2 separate regions of the Homo sapiens genome follow, and region 2 is linked to region 1. Evidence: chromatin loops called from intact Hi-C (ENCODE). Cell type or tissue: body of pancreas. All regions are shown on one strand. Links, peaks and the distances in the headings refer to the core of each region. The heading gives the core; the rest is flanking DNA.

Region 1 (9,575 bases), core at 54-8,053:
AGTCCTGGAAAAGCAAGTGGAAAGGGCTCAGAGCCCAGGCCCGGGGAACAGCCTGTTTGCGTCCTCCTCTACTGCTCTCAGCCAGCCCCTCATTTCCTCATCTGGAAAATGGGGATGGTGCGACTTGCACCTTAGAGGTGTTGCGAGGATGAGCGATGTTGTGCCCTGTCACAGGGCCAGAGCAGATGGGGAGCAGATGCTGAGGAAGAAGAGGCGGTGAGCAGATGAGGCTGCTGTTCCTCTGTCTTTCTGGTCCCTGCACAGCATTAAGACACTGACATTGTTTTGTATACTTTAGCTGCAAAAGTACCAACGTTGTGGGTAACAGAACCAAGTAACGTAAGGGCTCAACGGTACTGTTTTCTTTCCTCCTAGGAAGATGGGATTTCCTTTTGTGCCAAGCACTGAAGGAAACGACCCAAACCAGTCTTGGGGAACTCTGATAAGATTTCAGACTCTGGGCCCTTTTCCATCAGGCAGTGTCTCTACTGTATCATCCCAGTTTTGCAGAGGTACTTGCAAGCCATCTGACCTCTCTCTTTTTTTTCCTTCAGTGCTGGAGGGCAGTTATCTCAGGGTTCCAATTTATCCATTAATACCAACCAAAACATCAGCATCAAGTCCGAACCGATTTCACCTCCTCGGGATCGTATGACCCCATCGGGCTTCCAGCAGCAGCAGCAGCAGCAGCAGCAGCAGCAGCCGCCGCCACCACCGCAGCCCCAGCCACAACCCCCGCAGCCCCAGCCCCGACAGGAAATGGGGCGCTCCCCTGTGGACAGTCTGAGCAGCTCTAGTAGCTCCTATGATGGCAGTGATCGGGAGGATCCACGGGGCGACTTCCATTCTCCAATTGTGCTTGGCCGACCCCCAAACACTGAGGACAGAGAAAGCCCTTCTGTAAAGCGAATGAGGATGGACGCGTGGGTGACCTAAGGCTTCCAAGCTGATGTTTGTACTTTTGTGTTACTGCAGTGACCTGCCCTACATATCTAAATCGGTAAATAAGGACATGAGTTAAATATATTTATATGTACATACATATATATATCCCTTTACATATATATGTATGTGGGTGTGAGTGTGTATGTGTGGGTGTGTGTTACATACACAGAATCAGGCACTTACCTGCAAACTCCTTGTAGGTCTGCAGATGTGTGTCCCATGGCAGACAAAGCACCCTGTAGGCACAGACAAGTCTGGCACTTCCTTGGACTACTTGTTTCGTAAAGATAACCAGTTTTTGCAGAGAAACGTGTACCCATATATAATTCTCCCACACTAGCTTGCAGAAACCTAGAGGGCCCCCTACTTGTTTTATTTAACTGTGCAGTGACTGTAGTTACTTAAGAGAAAATGCTTTGTAGAACAGAGCAGTAGAAAAGCAGGAACCAAGAAAGCAATACTGTACATAAAATGTCATTTATATTTTCCAACCTGGCATGGGTGTCTGTTGCAAAGGGGTGCATGGGAAAGGGCTGTTGATATTAAAAACAAACAAAACAAAAAAGCCCCACACATAACTGTTTTGCACGTGCAAAAATGTATTGGGTCAAGAAGTGATCTTTAGCTAATAAAGAAAGAGAATAGAAAACACGCATGAGATATTCAGAAAATACTAGCCTAGAAATATAGAGCATTAACAAAGTAAAATTAATATATTAAGTTATAATTGGAATATGTCAGAAGTTTCTTTTTACATTCATATCTTAAAAATTAAAGAAACTGATTTTAGCTCATGTATATTTTATATGAAAGAAAACACCCTTATGAATTGATGACTATATATAAAATTATATTCACTACTTTTGAACACATTCTGCTATGAATTATTTATATAAGCCAAAGCTATATGTTGTAACTTTTTTTTAGAGAATAGCTTTATCTTGGTTTAACTCTTTAGTTTTATTTTAAGAGGGGAAAACAAAAATATCTTGCAAGCAGAACCTTGGAAAAAAAAAGCCATGAACACTTATTCTAAATGTAAATTAAAAGTTGAGCCAAACTCTTTGTGTATATAGCATCTTAAATATATTATCACCTTTGATGTAAGTACCTATGTATTGTATGGTCACCAGATTAAAAAGTATATTTTTGTGGATTGCCGCCAATCTGGGGGGAAAAGGCGAGGTCCTTTATTAAGTATTCACTGTTTAATATTTACTATTTTGTTAAATATACTGTACTTTGGATTTTAATTATTAGCCCAGTTTTTTCAGAGGATTGTATAAAGGGGTTTCTCCCCTCACTGGTGGTGAATGTGTGATGTTACATTGTAATCTTTGTGCTGTATGGGTTGAGCATCATTATATATTTTGTATGTGTACATAAATAGCAAAGTGGCAAAAAAAATTGGTGTTAAGTTCATCCTGCATAAGTATAAAATGTGTTGTAACAGATTTTGTAAGGCATTATTTAAAACTTGCCTTTTGTGAGGAAAAAATGTAGTAGAAAAAGCTGACCTAATTTAATTAATATTAGAGAAAATGGCAAAATAGTAGATGAGCACAAAGGTTTTATAAGTGGTAAATGATTAGGGGAAAATAATCATGGGGAAAGGGATCTTTTTTCCTTGACCCTCTGAAAACAGAACGATGCAGCTGGTTACAAAATCCTACCGTTATCAGCTCTTCTGCACATTGCAGTGATGCTTTGGTATGCGGGGAGAAACACTCTTAGGGTGCTGGTCCTTGGCATGACTCTTGCCATTCTAATTGGAATTAGTGCCACCCTCAGCTTGGATTTTGAACAAGGCCTTATTCTTTCAGGAAGACAACTAATGGATGATAGCAAGTTCATCCACTTACTGGGCTTGTGCCATGAGCAAAATTCAAAGTCCTGTATATCTTTCATTGTAGATTTTTAAATACTCCTTTTCCTAAAAAACTCAAGGGTTTAAAAATTGCTATTTTATATTTTAAATGATATTGAGCAGCTACCTACAATTTCTATGTACATTTTGTTCCCCCCCCCCCACCCCCCCCCCAAATTACGTTCCTTTTGACATTTTCCTCATCTGCTGTTTGTGACAAGTCATCAGCCAGATTTCCTGACTGACACATAGGTATGATCAGTGCAGGAGAGACCTGCGCACCACAGGCTGCAAACTGGAGGTTCTGTTCTCATGGCAGTTTGGGCAGTAACTTTTGAGAGAGGCCAAAAAAAGGAGGATGACATGCTGTCTCCTCTCTTCAGTATAGACATTAGGCTCTTATTCAGAAAGGATTTTTCTTTAAAAATGTACTTACTTTACTGAACTACTTACAGGCACATTTCTTCATAAGGCCACACCTAATCCAAACAAGACAGTCTCCCAACACTGAAGTTCCAAAATAATCCTTACCACTTTGTAAACCATTTATAGCTTTGAAAGTGTTAAGTGATTCCTTCGTTATTATTTATGCATGTTCATGAACTTCTGCTGTACATTGGAATAGGAGTTAACACATTCACATTTACTGTCTATTTTCTTGTGTGCCTTATGAGATGGCTTTTCTGACTGTATCTCAATAGTCTTTCTTTCTATGCAGGTTTATAATCAGTACAACTACTGTTTTCTAAAATACTACTACTCAAGGCTCGGAGTTTGTATTTAAATTACACTGACCAAGTAACAATGTATTCCATTTCAGGAACTGAATATTTGACTGTTAACCTTTTTCCCATACGTCCAGTGTGGCATGGAGCATATGGACTTGACAGACATCTCTCACCCAGACGCCCACGTGTGAACACACCCACATCCACATCTCTGGGTGGAAACCAGCCTAGAGAGGGGACGACGCTAATGGTGTTGCTTTAGAACCGTCTTTTCTTACCCTTTTAGACTCGTGTTTTGTATGAGACACCATTGCAAGAAAATTTTATCCCTCCAGAAGTATTTTATTACTAAAGAACAAAAGCAAAAAAAGCTTAAATTGCACTGGTTAAAGTACAGTTTCCAACAGCTGTCCTTCCTCAGTACTCTAATGGCCACTCCACCGCGAGTGGAAGTCACTGTTGTGTGTACACAGGTGGTCCCAATCAAAACTCCATCTTTTGAGCCCAATTATGTCCATTTTGTTATAGACTAAATCAGGGGTTTGTTCTACAAGAACAATACATGTTTTACCCTTTCCTTTAACTAGAAGGATAACTAGTAATGCATCAACATAATTTCTGTATTAACCATCATGCGCACAAGAAATACATAGTAAATAAGGAAGCTGAAAACTCCTGGCATTGGATCTTAAGCTAGATGATTAGAATGTGAAAAAGATTTTACAAATGTAAAACTTCTATTTCTCTGTAGAAACTTTCTTCACTTTGCTGTGCAAGAAGACACTGCTTTGCTATATTTAAAATGGCTTTTTTAAAAGAGATTTATGTATTTGGTAAATGTTTGTAGTCAACAGTTCACACAAGAAGCTGTACACGGTTTGATCATGTAAAACCGTTTGGCGGCACAAGCTGGACTTTGTTGCCATCCTTGAGATGAACCTTTTAAGAAAAATAAGTTAATCTCAATTTTTCCCTGAATGTGTTGTTTTTCTTCATTATACAATAAATATAATAGTGAACTTTTTATCAAATGGTGAAGACAATGCTAAAGGTTGTTGTAAACTGTTTGTCTCCCGCACTCACTCCAGTAAAGACGGACTGGCTCTTCCTGTGCGTCGAGACTCTGTCATGTTTGCCTGGGGACACAAGGCGCTGGCTTTGCCACCAGGCAGCCCCTTCCCCTAAAGCCCTCTCCTTTTTCATTCCTTTCACGAAGACCTTTTTCACCTGCAGGCTTCTTTCTCTGGGTTGAGACAGGGTCAAGGAAACCGTCCCAACGCCCCCACTGGCCTCCCCCTTGTCGGCTCCCGGGTCATCCCTGCTGGGCAGCCCTGGAGCCCATAGGAAGCAGTGGGCCACGCAGTCCCACCGGGGCCTAATCTGGCTGTTGCATGCACAGTGCTGTGGATGAGTGGAATCCATTCGGCCTCCAGTAACTGCTTCTCACAGGAAATACGCCAAAGCCTGTTAGAGGGGGTGGGTATGTTAGCTATCATTAGATTCTGGGTCTCTTTAAAGTCTAGGGTGTGAAATGATTAGTTTTGCCCAAAATACATACATGATGCTGAGCTAGATGCAGCAGAAGACAGATGTGCTGGCATGAATTGAGTTTTCAGAGTGTTAGGTGTACGTCCCAGTATGCTGGCAGGCACTTAATGGTCATCTCCCTTTGTCATAATTCAGCTAGAAAATGAAAAATCTTCAACTTTCAGTAGAAGATGTTCTCTCCTGATGTGCCTTCTAAGCCAGCTCCTAGCTAAGCAGATTCCTGGTGTTAAACTGAAAACTAAATTTTTGCGCTGGCTACGGTGGGGCTCTTATTAGCAGGTTTTGAAAGCTGGTTGAGTCCTGTGGCTAAAAATACTCTAATCACAGCTGCAGCTACTTAAAGTCAATTCATTACATTTTCCTGCTTGGCTCCCCTGGGTGCCTTGCTCTAGGCAGTATCCTGTTTTCAGGCCGATTCTGTGGCACCAGCCAAGATGATTTTCAGTCGGAGCCCTGTGCCAGCTGATTGGCTGCAGCCTGCTCGGTCGGTCGTCCGGTGCTCACAAGCAGCCCGAGGACCACTCGGTTGTAAAACTGAGAGGAAGAGGAGTGTTTCTTCCCATCTTCCACGGGGCCAGGAGGTTTCAGACGTTCCAGGTCAAGTGGGCTTGTGTCCTCATCCCGCAGAAAGTTGCTGAGCCCCGTCTGTGAGAGGTAAGCCCTGATCCCAGCTGTTGCAGGCTTTGGGCTGAGGACGAGCTCTTCCCAGGCAGCCCCAGCCCCAAATGCACATAGCTGGGGTGTAAAGCTTTGGTGCTCCTCATTTCATCAGTCTTGCTTCCCAGAGGACCCAGATTGACAGGGCATCTTACTCGGCTTAGACGCCAGGGCCTACACTCCAGTCACTTTCTTACAGATGCATGATGGGCCTGCTTTCTAGCTAACCAAAGCAAACGCAGCTGTGGAAGAAAGAAAGCAGTTGTACTGACTGGTTTCACTACACAGTCCCCCCTTTTTTTACTCTTAGTGTATACACTTCATTTTGAACTCACTTTTGACTTACAGAAAAGTTGGGAAAATAATGTGGTTTCCACATATCCCTCAGCGGGCTTTCCCTAATGCTAACATTTACATAACCATAGTACAAGTACGAGAACCCAGAAATTAATATTGACACAGCATTTTTAACTAAATACCTTACTTGAATCTCCCCATTTTTTCCACTCATGCCTGTTCTAGGATCCAATCCAGGATCCCACATTCCCTTTGTCACTTGTTACAGCTTTTCTTATATAACCTTTGACACTTTTGAATACTGATCGGTTATTTTGTCTAATACCGCTCGGTGTGGATGTGTCTAATGTGATGATTGGAAGGAAGTTGTGCATTTTGGCGGGAAAACCACAGAAATGGTATGTCCCTAATGCATCATGGGGTCCATGTTGGTGTCTTATTCCAGGCGATACTGACTTTGATCACTTGGTTCAGTGGTTTTTACAGGGTTTCTTCAATGTAAAAAGTTTCTCTCCCTTTGTAATTGATACATATATTGGGGGAGATACCTTGAGACTGCAGGGTTATATTTTCACCCACTAATTGTGCAGCGTCTATAGCTGTGGTAGCTGCCTGTTTTCTTCCACATTTATTCATTGGAATTCTGCTGCGAGGAACAGCTGTCCCTTCTCATTTCGTTACTCATTATGTCATTGTGGACTCGGATTTTATTTCTCCTGTGGGCTATAATCCTGTCATTATTTTGCTCCTCCACTTGTTCCAGCTTTGGCCATGAGGAGCTTGATCAGGTGGCCTTCCATGTGAAATCTGAGTCTGTCCACACCCTTAGCATGTCCTTTCTGGCACCACAGGTGCTCCACACTCATCTTGTGGTGTTGGGTCAACCACTTTTTCCACTATTCCTGGTTCCCTTTATTGGAGAATGGTATTTGGAAACCAGATCTGGGCAATAGATGTGCTTATTGTTACCAGGGTATCACCTCTTTCGGACTCTTTCTGCAGACACAACAAGGAAATACATGTAGTTATGCGCACACACACACACACACACACACACACACACATCCATCCATATTCCTAATTACCTAAACATGTCAAAAGCCATGGTTTACGCGAATGCTTTGGATTCATTTGTAACTTCTTTCTCCTGTGGTGGGGAACCCAGCTCTTATTATCTACAGTCCTTTTACTTATTGTTCAGTTCCAGTGTACACTTATTTTCAGAACTGCCCATACCCGTGTAGGGAACACACATTGACTGACTAGATGAGAGCATTTATGTGGTTTTGTGGTTTTTGCCTTTGGCCTTACACTATCCAGTCAAGACAGTGGTTTCCAGTTACTTGTAGTTCCCAGTCCCTTCAGTGTGGTTATCTTACTATTTGTAACATGGTTAGCTTCATCTGTTCGTGTTTTATTTCACTTTCGGCACCCTCCCCATCCTAGTTGGTTTTAATGATTTATTTTGAGGGGTGTATGAATAGTATCTGAAACATTACTGTGTTTCTAAGCTATACAAAAAGATGCTCAGAAAAGCATTCTCTCTTCACCCCTGCTAGCCTCTTCCTATCCCCGCCTCTCTCACCCGCCCCTAGAGACAACTAGTCTCTTTAGTTTCTGGTTTAAGCCTTCCTGTACTTGCACAAATAGGCAGCTTTGCTTTTTCCACTTAATAGTCTAGCTGGAAATCACTCCATAGAGTGATTAGTTCATAGACGTTTTCATCCATGGTGTGGATGTACCATGGTGCTAGGCATTTAGGCTGTTCCCAATATTCTGCAGTCGTCAATGAATAGCCCTACACATGCGTATATTTGTATTTTTAAAGATGTATCTTCAGGGTAGATTCCTAGAAGTGGGATTGCTGAGGGAGTTCACCTGTAGTTTTGCAAGGTATCGCCAAATTTGCCTCCAGAGATGTATCAATTTGCATTTCCTCCAGCGGTGTAGGAGGACATCCTTGCCAACAGAGTGCAGTCCTATTTTTTATTTTTACCAGTCTGAGAAGTGTATCTCAATGTTGTAATTTGCCTTTCTCTATTATGAGTGAGATTGAGCATTTTTTTCATATGTTTGAGAACATTTTAATATCTTTCAAGTGTGTGAATTTCTGTTCTTTTTCTCATTTTTCTATTAGATTTTTTATTTTCATCCTCCAACTTGTAAGGGTTACTTTTATATTAGGGATATTGACCCTTTGGTGTGTGTGCTATGAATAACTTTTTTGTGGTACTTTAGTCACGCAAAATTTTATTTTTATGGAGTCAAATTTATCAATCTCATTGCTTAAAGATTTTGAGTTACATTTGGAAATATTTTCCGTACACCAAGGTTAGAGAGGAAGTCACCCACGTACTCTTGTTCTAGTATGGTTTCATCTTTTACTTTTAGATTGCTGATGCATTTGGAGTTTGTTCTTGTATGTGGATCTAATTTTATGTGTTTACCAAAGGCTCTCTATGGCCAGGTGTGGTGGCTCACATCCATAATCCCAGCACTTTGGGAGGCTGAGGTGGGAGGATCACTTGAGCCCAGGAATTCGAGACCAGCCGGGCAGCACAGCAAGACCTCCTCTCTACAAAAAGAAAAATACACAAGTTTCAAGGCTCTCAACTTGTCCCAGTACCATTTATTAGAAAGATCATCTTTACTTCACTGAGTAAAGGGGCTAATTCTGGACTGTTTTCATTCCTCATGACCGTAAATTGTAAATGGCTCTCAACACTGCCCAGAGATGCAGCTGCAGCTTCCTGGCATGCCGGCTTCCTCCCTTTGAGACGTAACTATTTTACTGCATCTCCTCTCCTTTCACACCTCCAAGACCACTTCCTTCTCTTCTCAGCTGGTTACTTCCTCTCACATTTTCCATTGAGAAAATAGATGGAATCTGATGAGACCGACCTCACCTTCTCACGTGATATCCAGGAATCTTCCCTCCAGGCACTGTCGAGGGACCTTGGTGCCCTTATCTAAGTCCAAGCCTTCTGTGTTGCATCCTGGGTCTCATCATCTCCTTCTCAAGGTCTTCGCTTCTGTAACTGTCCCCTCTTTCTGGCAGCATCAATTTCTCCCTCTCTCCTAGATCTTTCCTGTCAGCACAAAAGCATGCTTTTCTATCACCCGTTTCAAAAACAAACCAAAATAGAACAAAACTACCACTGCCCCCTTTGTCTAAGACACTAAGGTTCATGTGAAGATCATGAGATCCCCTCTGGTTTACCTCGGGGTGCTAGACATATTTGATTCTTTTCTATATGTGATACAACCTGAAAAAGATGGGGAAGCATTGACCTGCAGGGGTATCAAGGATGAAGACAGGTGCTAAAGTCATCAGTGGAGGAAAGGAAGCGACCAGAAGATCTGTAGATGATGCAACAAGGAAATGGGGCAGGAACTGTGTTCTGACAATACGTGCTTCAAAGAAGCAGGAGGATTTAGGGAGGAGGGAGGAGCACTGATCTCAAAGTGCCCATAAGGAGCCAGGGTGACACTGCCACTGCCTGGATGACTGGTACATGGGCTATCCTTCCTTT
Region 2 (8,000 bases), core at 1-8,000, 450 kb before region 1:
TTTGTTGAGTACTTAACTGTGTACCCATCACTCTTCAAGACACTGACAATAGATACATCATGGAACAGCTGCTGCTTCTTATGGAATTTTCATTTGTTGGAATTTCAAGTTTAAGGAAAAAAAATGAACTAAGACTCAATGGCATAACGTTCGAGGGACAAGTCTACAAAGCTGTTCTGCTTGCCTTGAGCAGTGGTTTTATAGGTTCTGTTGGAAGTAAGAGCTCAGGGCCACAAAGAAAATGAACACTCAAAAAGTTTCTCAGCAAGGCCAGTTTTCTTCTGCAGAAGGGTGCTGCTCATAGGCCTAGCCACCATGAGAACACACAGAACAAAGGAGAACAACACAGATTCTGTGTCTGTGTCTTTCCCCCATTAGCTGGGGTTGGACCACACAATCTAAACTAGTCCTGATTGGCTAAACATTTAAACTTTCTTAGACAAGGTAGGCGCATGATAGAGGAGAGAGGGAGAGGAGGAAGTGGTCACCTGCAGGCGACTAGAAAGCTAACCTATTTCTACATAAGGAAAGGAATGTGGAACAGGGCTGTGGCATGTCTAGGCATATTTAGACACGTTAAGGCTCAGCAAAAGCGGGGAGTGGGGGGTGGAACTTGGAACTAGAGAATAAAGAAGAGGGGAACTGGACAAGCTGTTTGAAGAGGAACCTAGCTGTATCTAACAGTTCCACAGAACCTTAGGTTTACTGAGCAATGCTGAGGTGGGGACCGAGCAATAGTGTATCTCCACTTCAGCGGGAGCAGCTCTTCTTTTGTTTGAGTATTGATGTTCTCTATGCAAACCCCCACATAGATGGGATATGCAGAGAGGACCTCTAGTAAACAGATGGGTAGATAGGTTTTGAAGTTTGGCTGTGATATGGGATGGGCATAGTGGGAGGGGATTTGACAGCAAAGGAGATTTTTCTTCTATTCTTCCCTTTTCTTTTCTTTTCCCTTTCCTTTTCCCCCCTCTCTTCTCTTTTCTAAGAGGACAGAGTAAATGCTGATAGGAAATTCCCATTAGAGAGGAGTTGAACCTCTGGAAAAAGGGAATAATGAAAAGTCCAAGTTTCCTAAGAATGGGCTCCAGAGTACACATGGAAGGATTGACCTTAGGAATATATCCTTTCCTCCTTTGTAAAAGTAAAGAAAGGGAGAACAGGTGGAAAGACAGATGTGCACTGAGGGAGAGAGAGGCAGTTGAGAGAGTTTTTGTCTGATGCTTTTACCAGGTCAGACCATCTGCTTGGGAATGAACATTTGGGGAGAGGGCAGGTTTGAAGACTCACATGGCAGTTTGGCTAGAGAAAGATAGAATTGTTGGGTGTTATTTAGCAAGCAGTTGGTGACTAAGCTTATGGTGGAACCTTCTGCTCGTTTAGGGAACTTTCTCTTGCTGTACTCAGCTGTCTGAGGGATGGAGAAGGTAGACTGTGGCATTCATACAGATTTAGGTTTTTGCCAGGTGGATGCAGTACAAGTAGAGAGAGACTAAGGAGGTTTAGGATTTGGCCAAGAGAGTGATATAACATGAAATCTGAGTTGGATTGGAGGCAAATAAAGGAAGAGTGAATACGGAGAATGGAGGTGGGCCAAAGTACCCATTGATGTTGACGAACTGCTGTATTGGGCACGACTGAGTAAGCCATCTGGGGTATGGGACATTTTGGTGGCAGAGAAAGACTGTGGTCATGGAGAAGTTTCTGATGATGACACGGTCTTAGTGTGCAGGGTGGAGGGGGCTGAGGTAGAGCCTTACAACCTTCCCTGCATCGGTCCCTGTGGTCTTTGTAAGAAGGAGAAGGAATATAGCGTGGAAGCAACAATCACTAGTCCTTTCTAAAACTCTAAAGTTCCTCAAGGGAGGAAATTAGTAGTGGGAGCATTTCAGGGCTGCAGTCCCAGGAAGCGGGTGTTTCATGGTTTGGTAGCAAAACTCAGGACTGAGAGGTAAGAGAGGTAAGAGATCAAAGTCCTATGGCTTAACCTCTTTGGACCTCAGTTCCTTTATTTACAAGAAAAAAGGCCACAAGAGACTTGGAGGAAAACATAAAATCTCAACCTGGAAGCAAAATCACTTAATGAATCTGTCAACTGCTTTTCTTAATGGTAACAGTTGGCCTTCCTGAGGAAATGAAAGAGTAACTTGCCCAAATACTGATAGAGCTCTCACTACTTGCTAATTTTATTTTATAAATATGAATGGACAAAAAAGAGGTATCCAAATTTTAATGAAAGAGGGGAGTTTGGCTTATAGCTAAGCAACAGGAGCAGATGGATCCTGATTAAGCAGTTAATCTATGCAACAAGAGATAATTTAACTTAAAAATTATATTCCACTTAGTGAAGGAAAGAGAGATCTGTCAATCATGTTCCTGAATTGGGCTGGGAAATGAGGCACAGATGTTCTTTCTTTCCTGTTAGCCCAGGAGAAAAACATTCCTGACTTTCTGCTTCAAATATGAACAGGCAAATGAAAAAAGAATACAGATAGCAAAAACACGTAAAAAGATGTTCAACTTTTAGAAGAAGTGATAAAACACTAATTTTTACCTATCAGATTGGCAAAGATGAACACCTAGCCAGGCATCGAGGCATACCAGCTACTTGGCTGAGATGAGAGGATCATGTGAGCCCAGGAGTTTGAGACCAGCCTGGGCAACATAGTGAGACCTTGTCTAAAAAAAAAAAAATTAACACCTAGTGTTAAGGATAATTAATACCCAGTGTTGGAGACAGTTAGGAGAAGATACTGTCACATACTCCTAATGGAAATTAATGTTTTTGTTGAGTTGTTGGGCCATATCTAGCAAAACTACATGGATATGTGTTTGAATCGGCATTTTCACTTGCAAGAATCTACCCAATAGAAAAGTCTGGTGAACAAGAGTGTTTATCACAAAATTGAATATGATGAAAAATTGTTAAAACCTCGATATTCATCAATAATGGATTTGTTAAAATATGATAGCAGCTAGCACTGTTTGAGTCTTTACCAAGTGCTCAAACAGTTTTACGCAAATGACATGTATTATTTAATCCTCAGGACAATCCTGTGATGTAGGCACTATTATGATCCTTATTTTATAGACAAATAAACTAAGTCATAAAATGTACATCAAACTGAATAATGATTAAAGTTGGAGATGGATGGAGAGTATGAGGGTAGGGGTGGAGGCTGAAAGAAACAGCCTTACTTAAGTGTTTATAGGACAAGGGAAAACTCTACTAGTAAGTTTGGTTTATATTACTTTCAGTAAATATTTATTTTTATAATTTGGAGTCAGTTAAAATAAGATGGTTAGAATATAGTGCCACTAAGTTTTTATCAAGCTTTCTAATCAGCTAGTCTAAATATTTTGATTTACAGCGATGCATATGTTTATGCCATATTGACATAGATGACTCTCTTAGCCGGTGGTTAGGTGAGGGTGAGAGAGGTTGATGGCTAGGAAAGTCACACAACTATATCCGCCACCCCCTCCTTGAATTTGGTAGTAGTAGGATCTGGATCAAATAAGGATCAGAACACCCTGAGGGGAAAAACAGTAAGTTAAGGAGATGGCCTAAAAGAGCATCATACAGCCAAGTGCGGTAGGAGAAACCGGGAGCGGGAATTAAGTTTTGTTATTAGTTTGGTTCATTTTGAATTCCAGAGCAAGGACTTCTTGTTTTTCTCCAGTCTGTTGGATCCTTGCAGCTTGAACTGCTGCTAGGGTGCAGGGCCTCCATAATCGCCATGATTGCACTGTTCTTGAGCTAGCTCTGTATAAAAGCATCTCTGTTTCTTAAATTGACTATGTGGAAATATGTGAGTATATCAAATAGTAAAGCATTCTAATGGTCCGTTAGTGTTTTAGTGTTTGTAAGTAAATGTGGTACAGTTCTGGAAAACAGCCATTGCACATTTATCCTGTCTTCATAATACACATGTGCCTGAAAATTAAGTTTTGTTACAACAGCTTCTTTTCCTGTTGAATTTTCAGATTTAGAAGCTTTTCTGTCATTGTTACTGATTCCTTGTCAGTAATGTGAAACGGTGATTCCTTGTCAAATAATTAAGAAACTCAAGCCTCTCACATGTCATAATGACTTTCATTTTTCAGGAAAATGAACGTCTGTTCCATAACTTAACTCTATTTATGGAGTCATAGGATTTTAAAGCTAGAAGCTTTATTTATAATTTAGACAATTTTTCTTTTTGAGGAAACTAAGAAGAGGATAATGGCTGGTTCTAAAGTCACTTTTCAGTGCAAAAATAAGGTCTCCTAATTTGTGGTCCAGTTAGTTTTGCTTCATTTTAATTCTGTAGATATTTATTGATAACCTCTTCCTAGCCTAGCACCACCATGTCGTTAAAATTTAACCACGTTTATCGACTGTGGAGAAATGAAGTGCTGCATGTTAAGTGAATTTTCCCAGTTAATTTTTGTAAAGTCTGTGTCTGAGTTTTCCTGTGAATAAAAGTCTAGCTTAATAGAAATATTTTTAAACATGTATCATTCTTTGCTTTTTAAATGAAATGTAGGGAACCTGACTTAGCATATACCCTGTAATTTGTAGTTTCTGCCTAGGGAGTTAGGAGGGGGACAGTTTAGAAAGAGGTGGCAGGGCTAGGGGTCTTTTCTTAGAACAGACCATTATCTTGTGTACTCGAAGGGTGTTATTTGCAAGCAAAAGACTCAAAACCATTGGTGTATGTATGTTTCCACAAGTTTAAATTCATTTTTCAGGCATTCACTTTAATGAGGCACCTGTGTACTGGAAGTGAGACACCAGTGCCTAACTGTTAGTCCCATCGAATCAGTCAACAAATACATACGTTATGTAAGTAAGGCACTTGTACACGGATCTTGGAACATGCTCCCCACCCCACCCCCGCAAAACCAAACAGTTATGTCATAAACTTACAGAATTGTTCAAGCTAGGTGTAATCTTAAATCATTGATCTGGCTTAATGGGAATGTGTTTGGTATTCTATTTTTGTGTGTATTTTTATATTGCTTTGAAAATTGCATTTATAAAATCATACTTATGGCATGTTTATTAAATAGGTTTTTTTAAAAATAAAAAGCTGGAGAAGACACTTGATGCTTGTAACCTCCAACCCTTGTTTCCGACATTTACATAACTTAAAGTTTTAACAAATATTAAGATAAACACTTCAAGAGGCATTTCAGCAATTTTTAATGCCTGTTTTTTCTTTTGAAAAATCTTTTCTTGGCAATCAAATTTCTATCAAATTCAGAAACATTGTATTTTTGTAAATGTACTGGATGTATAGTTTTTTTTATTTTGAGCTCATTCTGTAAGTTTTTGCTAAGTTAAAAATATCAGTCTTGATGTTTGTTTTACATTTTTTGCCAGAAAACATTTGTAGATTTGAAGATACTTAAAATATTTTCATTTACATTTCTTAAGATGACAATTTTAATTTCTACAAATGCTAAGCAAATACTTTCATTTATTTCTAAGAAAAATAATCTAAAACATTTATCATTCTTACAGTTAAGTAGTTATTCTTCATGTTTTACATTTGAAAGAGCTGAGTTTAAGTGAAAAATCAGTAGTGAATATGAAGGTATGAATTCTGCACACTTTACCAGCCACATGTGCTGTTAACTTTTTTTTTTTTTGGAGACAGAGTTTTCACCCAGGCTGGAGTGCAGTGGCACGAACTCAGCTTACTGCAACCTCTGCCTCTCAGGTTCAAGTGATTCTCCTGCCTCATCCTCCCGAGTAGCTGGGATTACAGGCACCCGCCATCACGCCCAGCTAATTTTTGTGTTTTTAGTAGAGACGGGTTTCACCATGTTGGCCGGGCTGGTCTTGAATTCCTGACCTCAGGTAATCCACCTCCCTCAGCCTCCCAAAGTGTTAGGATTACAGGTGTGAGCTACCATGCCTGGCCTTAACATTTAAATTAAAGTAAAATAATATTAAAAATTCAGTTCCTCCATCACATAGCCACATTTTAAGTGCTTCATAGCCACATGTGGCTAGTGTCTGCCATATTGGACAACACAGATAATGTTTCCATCATGGCAGAGAGAGAAACAAAGGAAAATGAGTAATTATTATGAAGTGAGTCAAGAGACAAAGGTAATGGTAACTAGGACCCTGAAGGCATTTATGCTACTGGGGAAGAAGAAAGAATGCTGGTTCCTTCATTCTGTACCATTAGCCTGCTAGGGTTTCTGATTCCTCTGTTGATAAATATTGCTCTATGACATATATAAAAATGGAGGGAAATACTGGAGAAGGAATGGACAAGTTGAAAAGAGGTCTACCACAGTTTTAAAAAATCTGGACACGTGGTATTTAACTCATGTCGTGTACCTGCTCAGAAGCAATGACATCAACTTATTGATTCAACTAAAAAGCTTGTTAAGTGTGTTGTGGTAGTTTGTGAATGAAGTACTTTTTATTCCTTCAGTGCCAAGACTTCATTAGCTTTTTAAAAACGAAAACGAATTTATTGGGGTGAAACTGACATAACATAAAATTAATCCTATTGAAATGACAATAGGATTCAGTACATTCACCGTGGATGCAGCCACCTCTGTCTAGTTCCAAACATTTCGTTCACTCCAGAGTAAAACCCCTCACCCATTAAGCAGTTCCTCCCCATTGCCCCGCCCCCACCCTCAGCTCCCACACCCAGCCCTGGTAACCAGCAATCTGTTTTCTCTCTGGGTTAACTCTAGATATTTTATATAAATGGGATCACAAAATATGAAACTTTGTGTATCTGGCTTCTTTCACTTAGCAAAATGTTTCCAAGGTTTATCCAAGTTTTAGCATATATCAGTACTTCTTTTTTTGTGTGTGATTCCGTAGGGATTCCATTGTATGGCTATACCACCATTTGTTTACCCATTCATCTACTGATGGACATTTGGGCTATTTCCACTTTTTAGCTATTGTGAATAGTGCTGCTATGAACATGAATGGACATGTTGAAGGACCTGTTTTCAGTTCTTTTGGGTATATAAATAAGAGCGGAATTACAGGGTCATACGGTAATTTTATGCTTAACTTTTGAGGAGCCACCAAAAAGTGGCTGAGCCATTTTACATTACCGCCAGCAGTGCACAATGGTTCCAGTTTCTCCACATTCTTGCCAACACTTGTTACTTTTCTTTTTTTGTTAGTGTTACAGCTGTCATAGTGGGTATGAAGTGTCACCTTATTGTAGTTTTGATTTGCATTTCCCTAATGCTAATGATGTTGAGCATCTCTACATGTGCTTGTTGGTCATTTGCATATCTTCTTGGGAGAAATGTCTGTTCAGATCCTTTGCCCATTTTTTAATTGAGTTGTTGTTTTGTGGTTGAATTGTAAGGGTTCTTTTTATAGTCTGGATGCTAGACCTTTGCCAGATATATGATTTGTAAGTATTTTCTCCCATTCTGTAGGTTGTGTTTTTTATTTTCTTGTAGTGGCCTGTAATACACACAAGTTTTTACATTTTGATGACATCCAGTGTATCTATTTTTTTTTTTTTGAGATGAGTCTCATTCTATTGCCAGGCTGGAGTGCAGTGGCACCATCTTGGCTCACTGCAACCTCTGCCTCCTGGGTTCAAGCGATTCTCCTGCCTCAGCCTCCCAAATAGCTAGGACTACAGGTGTGTGCCACCATGCCCAGCTAATGTTTATATTTTTAGTAGACATGGGGTTTCACCATGTTGGCCAGGATGGTCTCCATCCCTTGACCTCATGATCCACTTGCCTCAGCCTCTCAAAGTGCTGGAATTACAGGCGTGAGCCACCGCATCCAGCCCTATTTTTCTTTTATTTATTTATTTATATATTTATTTAGAGATGGAGTCTCACTCTGTTGCCCAAGCTGGAGTACAGTGGCGTGATCTCAGCTCACTGCAACCTCCCCCTCCTGGGTTCAAGGGATTCTCTTGCCTCAGCCTCCAGAGTAGCTGGTACTATAGGCGCATGCCACCACGCCCGGCTAATTTTTTTGTATTTTTAGTAGAGATGAG

The links. Peaks named below come from ENCODE experiments on the same cell type or tissue, not always from the same donor. Only the 100,000 strongest peaks of a DNase experiment are listed, where the experiment ranks them.
Region 2: a loop joins it to region 1, with 2.5 times the contacts of the local background. A loop is called at or near these places in 38 of 110 quality-filtered maps.

The regions. Positions count from the first base shown.
Region 1 is chr15:99,711,836-99,721,410 of GRCh38, forward strand. MEF2A (myocyte enhancer factor 2A) reads left to right here. Exons shown (of 12, transcript NM_001319206.4): 12 at 555-4,653. The coding sequence ends at 936. It also overlaps a transcript of LYSMD4 not described here. Among named protein-coding and RNA genes, the nearest start is that of LYSMD4, 17 kb to the right of the region's middle. RefSeq lists a silencer at 5,974-6,083 and enhancers at 7,695-7,744, 7,765-7,814. In body of pancreas, for the core only: no CTCF peak of the experiment used is centred there; no DNase peak of the experiment used is centred there.
Region 2 is chr15:99,263,791-99,271,790 of GRCh38, forward strand. All of the region lies in intron 2 of LRRC28 (leucine rich repeat containing 28), which reads left to right. Among named protein-coding and RNA genes, the nearest start is that of LRRC28, 16 kb to the left of the region's middle. In body of pancreas, for the core only: no CTCF peak of the experiment used is centred there; a DNase peak (open chromatin) is centred at 4,861; H3K27ac peaks cover 2,435 bases.